Linked DNA regions of Homo sapiens: region 1 is linked to region 2. The links are chromatin contacts, found by Hi-C or POLR2A ChIA-PET in ENCODE. All regions are on one chromosome and are shown on one strand. The core of a region is the stretch at or near the end of the contact, and the rest is flanking DNA. Distances in the headings are between cores, read along the strand shown. Region 1 holds the start of LINC01800 (long intergenic non-protein coding RNA 1800). Region 2 has its middle 73 kb from the start of SERTAD2.

The links. Hi-C counts contacts between places; a loop is a spot of excess contacts on that map. ChIA-PET counts read pairs that join two places held with the same protein, here RNA polymerase II (POLR2A). Pooled maps may share reads with other maps.
Region 1: a loop to region 2 is called in a map of B cell, with 5 times the contacts of the local background. The contact joins the promoter of LINC01800 here to the enhancer-like site in region 2. A Hi-C loop is called at or near these places in 4 of 168 maps with a recorded cell type or tissue (B cell, GM12878, left ventricle myocardium inferior and 1 more), 15 of 37 single-sample maps with no recorded cell type and 10 of 50 pooled maps. POLR2A ChIA-PET finds 5 or more read pairs at or near these places in 7 of 52 experiments (A673, H1, K562 and 4 more).

The regions. Positions count from the first base shown.
Region 1 is chr2:64,862,053-64,864,896 of GRCh38, reverse strand. LINC01800 (long intergenic non-protein coding RNA 1800) reads left to right here and starts at 1,266. Exons shown (of 5, transcript NR_110224.1): 1 at 1,266-1,483.
Region 2 is chr2:64,725,751-64,728,450 of GRCh38, reverse strand. No RefSeq gene overlaps it. Among named protein-coding and RNA genes, the nearest start is that of SERTAD2, 73 kb to the right of the region's middle. Within about 2 kb of position 1,275, at least 7 of the 41 ENCODE cell types and tissues checked have a DNase peak (open chromatin) inside an H3K27ac peak, as active enhancers do; they include B cell and GM12878, where a contact is called at or near this core.

The sequences.
Region 1 (2,844 bases), core at 17-2,516, 140 kb before region 2:
TCACTTTTCTCCAGCAGGAAGCTGCTTCATGTTGGAGCCTCCTGGGATTGGCAGAGTTAAAAATCCTTTAACCCAGGATGCCTTGGGCCTTTTGTTCAGCCCTGACAATAGAATTGGGTGGAGGGGGCTGGGAAGGCAAGTAGCTGGGTTAGAGATGCATCCGTGGGGTGGGGGTATGGGGAAGCTTGTGTTCAGCCACTGGGTACATGAAAGCAACTGTGTGTGTGTGTGTGTGTGTGTGTGTGTGTGTGTGTGTGTGTGTGTGTGTGTCGGGGGAGGGTATAAGGGAGCCCAGGGACACTGGGGCACCAGCTCGTTAACACGTGTGTATGAATGCCGGCTGTGCGCTTGGCAAATCCTTAATTACACAGGGAGAACTTCCTGAACCGGGAACTCAGTATCGGTCCCTGAAAGGTTGGGTAATGGCTTCTTCTTGCATCTGGAATCCAAGGGGACCAATCTCTCTGGCTCCCCTGGGCTCTCAGATTCTTCTAGATGTCTTTGTCTTCTAAAATTCTGGGATCCCAAGGGAAGACACATAGTTAAGGACACTCAGAAATGCATACCTTTCAACCCTACTAATCATCCTAAAACCTGTGCTTTCAACATATCACGTCCTTGATCTGTAACCCTCAGGGGCACCCACGATCTCCAATGACTGGGAGTGATGGCATTTAAGTCTTTCCACCATGCAGAAGTTTCTTCCCTCATTCCCCATGAATTCTCTCCTGTAGCCAGCCTGGCCCCTCATAACCCCTTGGATATACTGTATCTTGAATTCTCCAGCCTTTCTGCAGTTGCCTTCCTGGGACATTCATTCCCATGTTCACAATCTAGCCAATTGTATCCCTTCTCTATTCAGTTCTAGCATCAGTCAGTCAATCAACAAGCATTTATTGAAAGTCCACTATGTACAAGACATGTTCTAGGCCCTGGTAATACATCAGAGACTGAGACAAATACCTGTTCTTAAGGATTTTATATTTTAATGGGAGAAACAGAGTAGACTCATGGCTCACGCCTATAATCCCAGGACTTTGGGAGGCCAAGGCAAGAGGATCACTTGAGGCCAGGAGCTCAAAACCAGCCTGGGCAGCAAGTGTCTTCTTTTGCCTCTGCAAAAGAAAATTAAAAATAACAAAAAAAGGAAGCTAAACTAGAGTATTGTGGTAGAGGGGTGTGTGTGTGTGCATGTGGGTGCATCCGTGTGTGTGGTAGGTTGATGGGTGCTGTTTTATTTAGCCAGGGAAGGTCTCTTTGAGGAGGTGGCATTCGAGACCTTCTGGGTGGGAAGGAGGCAGCCATGTGGTGATCTGGGGAAGAGTGCTGCAAGCAGAAAGGCAAGTAAAAACAAAAGCCCTGAGGCAGAAATGTGCTCCTTATGCTTAAGAAACACCGTGAAGGCCAACGTGGTTGGAGCAATGTGAGCAAGAAGAATAGAGGGGCCTTGGGAACATAGGTAGCTGAGTCCTCATGGATCAAGGTAAGAAGTGTGGGTTTTATTTTGTTGCAGTGGGAAGCCTTTGGAGGGTTAGAAGGTGGGGAGTGAAGAAAACAGTTAAGATACTATTGCAAAAGTCCTGGCAGGAGGAGATTTTAAAAACCACAGTTGTGGCTATGGAGATGGTGAGATGTGATACTGGTTTCTGGGTCAGTTTTGGAGGTGGGAATAGATAAGGCTTACTGATGATCTGACCCAGGACTAACTGGGTAGTCCTATGTTGGGGGTAGGAGGTGGATCCATAATTGTGTTTGGGCCATGCCAAGACCTATCAGACATCAGGTAAATATGTGTAGACAGCTTTGAGTCTGGAGTTCAGATTTAAATTTGAGAACCAGCATGTAGGTAGTCTTCAAAGCAGTAGGCCAGAATAATTCCACTTAGGGAGAGAGTCAAGAAAGAAGGTAGCAGATGGCTGAGACTGATGCCACTCCAACCTTTAGAGATCTGGTAGGGGAAAACCCAGCAGAGCAGACTGAGGAAGACAGCCCATGACACTGGAGGAAAACCAGAAGATGGTGATTACAAGGAACTCAGCAAAGGAAGTATTTTGAGAAAGAGGATGTATCAGTCTGCTATTGCTAGGTAACAAACAACCACAAAAATCTCAATGGCATAACAGTAAATATTTATTTGATTCACAAAGCTGTGAGTCAGCTGGAGGTTGGCTAGATGAGGCTGATGTTGGCTGGGCAGCTCTAAGCCACCGTTGGGCTGAGCCTGCTCTGCATACATGTCCCTCACTCTTTTTGTACCTGCAGGCCAGCTAGGGCACATTTTTCTCCCATGGTGATAATAGGCACAAAAAAGCAGGTGGAAACATAAAATGCCTCTAAAGACCTAGATTTGGAACTGGCACCATGTCACCTCCTCCTACATTCCATTGGCCAAAAGGGGTCATGCAGCCACGCCCAAAGTCAAGGGGCAAGAAAGTACAGTATAGTCTACATCTAGCGGGAGGGACTGCAGAGTCGGATTGAAGGGGATAGGGATAGAGTGAGGCAGGACAAGAAATAGGACCCATAATTCAGTCTTCCACAGAGAGAGTGGTCAAACGCATTCAGTGCCACTGACAGGCCAGATGAATAGAGGATGGTGAACTGGCCACCAATGTGACCTTAAGATGTCAGTCATTGGCATCCTTGATAAGAGCTATTAAAACAGACAACTAGGGCTAAAAGCCCAGTTGGAGTGGGTGGAAGTGAGAATGAGAAGTGTGGAGGTGGAGATGTCAGTGTGTAGACAACTCTTTCAGGAACAGTCACTCTAAAGAGGGGCAGAAACATGGTATAATAGCAAGAAGGGGATATGAGGCTAAGGCTTTAGAGCTTTTTAAGTCCCAT
Region 2 (2,700 bases), core at 26-2,525:
AGGAGCAACTAACAGCTGCCAGCCGAAGCCTCTCACTTCTGTTCTGCAGTTAAAGTCTCAAAGTCTGGGGCTGCTGTGAGCGTGGAGTGGTGCGTGCAGAGAGCGGCCCGTGCAATGCATTGTGCTGGCCTTGCTGGAGCTGCCCATGCAAGGAGCAGCCGTGCCGCACGTAAGCTACTCATGCAGGGAGCAGCCATGCAGGAGCTCAAGCAGAGGGCAGCCCTTGCAGTGCTGTGGGCACCTTGTGGAATGCAGTGCAGAAATCAGCCAGTGCAGCATGCATGCCAGTCCGGGTCTTCCCCAACACTGCCCTTGGGGAAACCCACACCTATTCTTACAGGAATGGCAGCAGGGGGTCTGCCCAAACCAAATTTAAGTTAAAAACAAAACAAAGCAAAACAATTCCTAAAGTGCCCCAGCTTATCATCTAACAGGCAATGGAGTTTCTCAGCACTGCCTGAGGTTGTTTGTAATTGTAAACTAATAGTAGTAAGGGCAGAGGCCAGATGTTAGATAACCGAAGTCAGTGGTAGACCAGCTGGAGAGCCACGCTGGGCTTAGATTTTAACTCTTAAGTTGTCTTGCTGTCCACTCCACACCTAGATATAATATGAGCAGAAAACAAAGAATTTCAATTTTAGTTCTTCGGGAAAACATTAGCTTTTTATTTTAATACTTCAGAGTTTGTTGAAAAAACCGTTTTTGGCAGGTTGGTACAAGGAATAATACCATCTGTATTTGTATGGTGCCTTGCAGTTTGTAAGTGCTCTCATGAGCATTATCCTATTTAACACCCACAGCCACAACCACCTTGTGAGGTATTGTCTCCCATTTTACAAATGAGGAAACAGACTTCTGAGAGTTTACAGCTTGTCCAAGGGCATACAGCTAGTAGTCATTAGAGCCATCCTGCTCCAGTATTCCCTCCACCATGCAACCAGCACTTTGATAGCATCTAGCTTCCTGTCTTCCCTGTCATTCTCATATTTACACAGAAAATCACCGTCTAAAAATCTTCCTCAGTGGCCATTCCATGTTACTCACAATAAGAACATATGTACCGTCAAAGGGTAGCTTCTTGATTGACTTTGAAGTCAATAATTGAATAAAAGAGGAGCCTTGTTATTTCTTACTTAGAACCATGCTGAATGAACCTTAGGGACCATTTGGTTCAAATATGTGTATATATCTAAATCTAGAGTAAAGCCCTTCATAAGGAAAGTGAAACTCCAGTTAATTGCAAAGACTAGGGCCCACTTCCTCAAACTCAGACCATTGTGTTCTTTCTGTTAAAGTACACCTCCTTCAACAGAGGTACAGTTCTTGTCTCAAGAGCTAATTTGACTTGAGATTCTAGCAGATATTCCTGAGTATCTACTCTGTGCAAAGCCCTGTGTGGAACCAGCTCTGGAGGACTTTTGGATCTAGTGGGAGAGACTTAATCCAGGAGAAAATGCACCTAGTGCTAAGTCTTCAGCCATTTAAAAGACTAAGAATGTCATAGATAATCCAAATTTGGTCTTGGTCATCTGGAAACATTTATGAAGAAGCCCTTTCTTATATGTTCTTATATGACCTCCTATTTGTAGAAAAATAGCAACTGTGGCCACTTTGGAACTTTTGGAATAATGCCACCCATCCCTGAGAAGCTGAAGTATAAGATTAAAAGCAAATCAAACTGTGATTGTTAGCACCAAGTTTCTCTTTAGGTCTTGCCCCTAAAAGTTTTAACTTAGAAAATCCCATATTACTCATATCTTATTATAAAAGCTCTGCTAATAACTTTGAACTCCTTAAAATACATTTTCAAAGAGCTGATGGTGAGCAAGCCACATGTTTCATGGCCTTCCCTCAGCACTGATCAGCCGACAACCTGGAGAGCCTTTCTGAATGCACCCCTGATAATTTGGGCTGTCTCCAAGTCAAGATGAATTGATAGGGAATGCAAAATTGATCAGAATAATTACAAGTGCCATTATATGAAAGAGATCACTTTGCCAATGAACACTCACAGAATGCCTTTACAGACCTAATTTGCACCAGAATTAAGTTTGTCTTTCTCAATAGTTGCTTCCCAAACTAAACAAACTGCATTGTATAAGTGGGTCAGTTTTCACAGTACTCTGCTTGAAATATTCAGATATACACAAAGGCAGCTGGATTGTAAATTTCAAGGGCAAACTAGTCTCCAATAAAGCAGGTATGGGAGGAAGCTGTGTTACATTCTTAGAGGGATGAGTTTCTCTTTAACTTATAAAAACGCATTCAGTATCCTGCTTGCTTTGCGTGGATCATACTTAGCTTCCATTTTTGCCTTTTAGTCAACCTCTTTTCATTTACTCAGGTTTCTGCCTCTCAGTCAGCAGTATTTGGCTATAATCAGGTGATTTTGCCCTCAGTTAGTTCTCCAGGGCCTAAGAACTCAATAGTATCGAATGGTTTTGGGTAGGGTATTTTTTTTTTTTTTTTTTGAGACGGAGTTTCGCTCTTGTTGCCCAGGTGCATGCAATGGTGTGATCTCGGCTCACTGCAACCTCCACCTCCCGGTATCAAGCAATTCTCCTGCCTCAGCCTCCCGAGAAGCTGGGATTACAGGCACCCACCACCATGCCCAGCTAATTTTTGTATTTTTAGTAGAGATCAGGCTGGTCTCGAACTCCTGACCTCAGGTGATCTGCCTGCATTGGCCTCCCAAAGTGC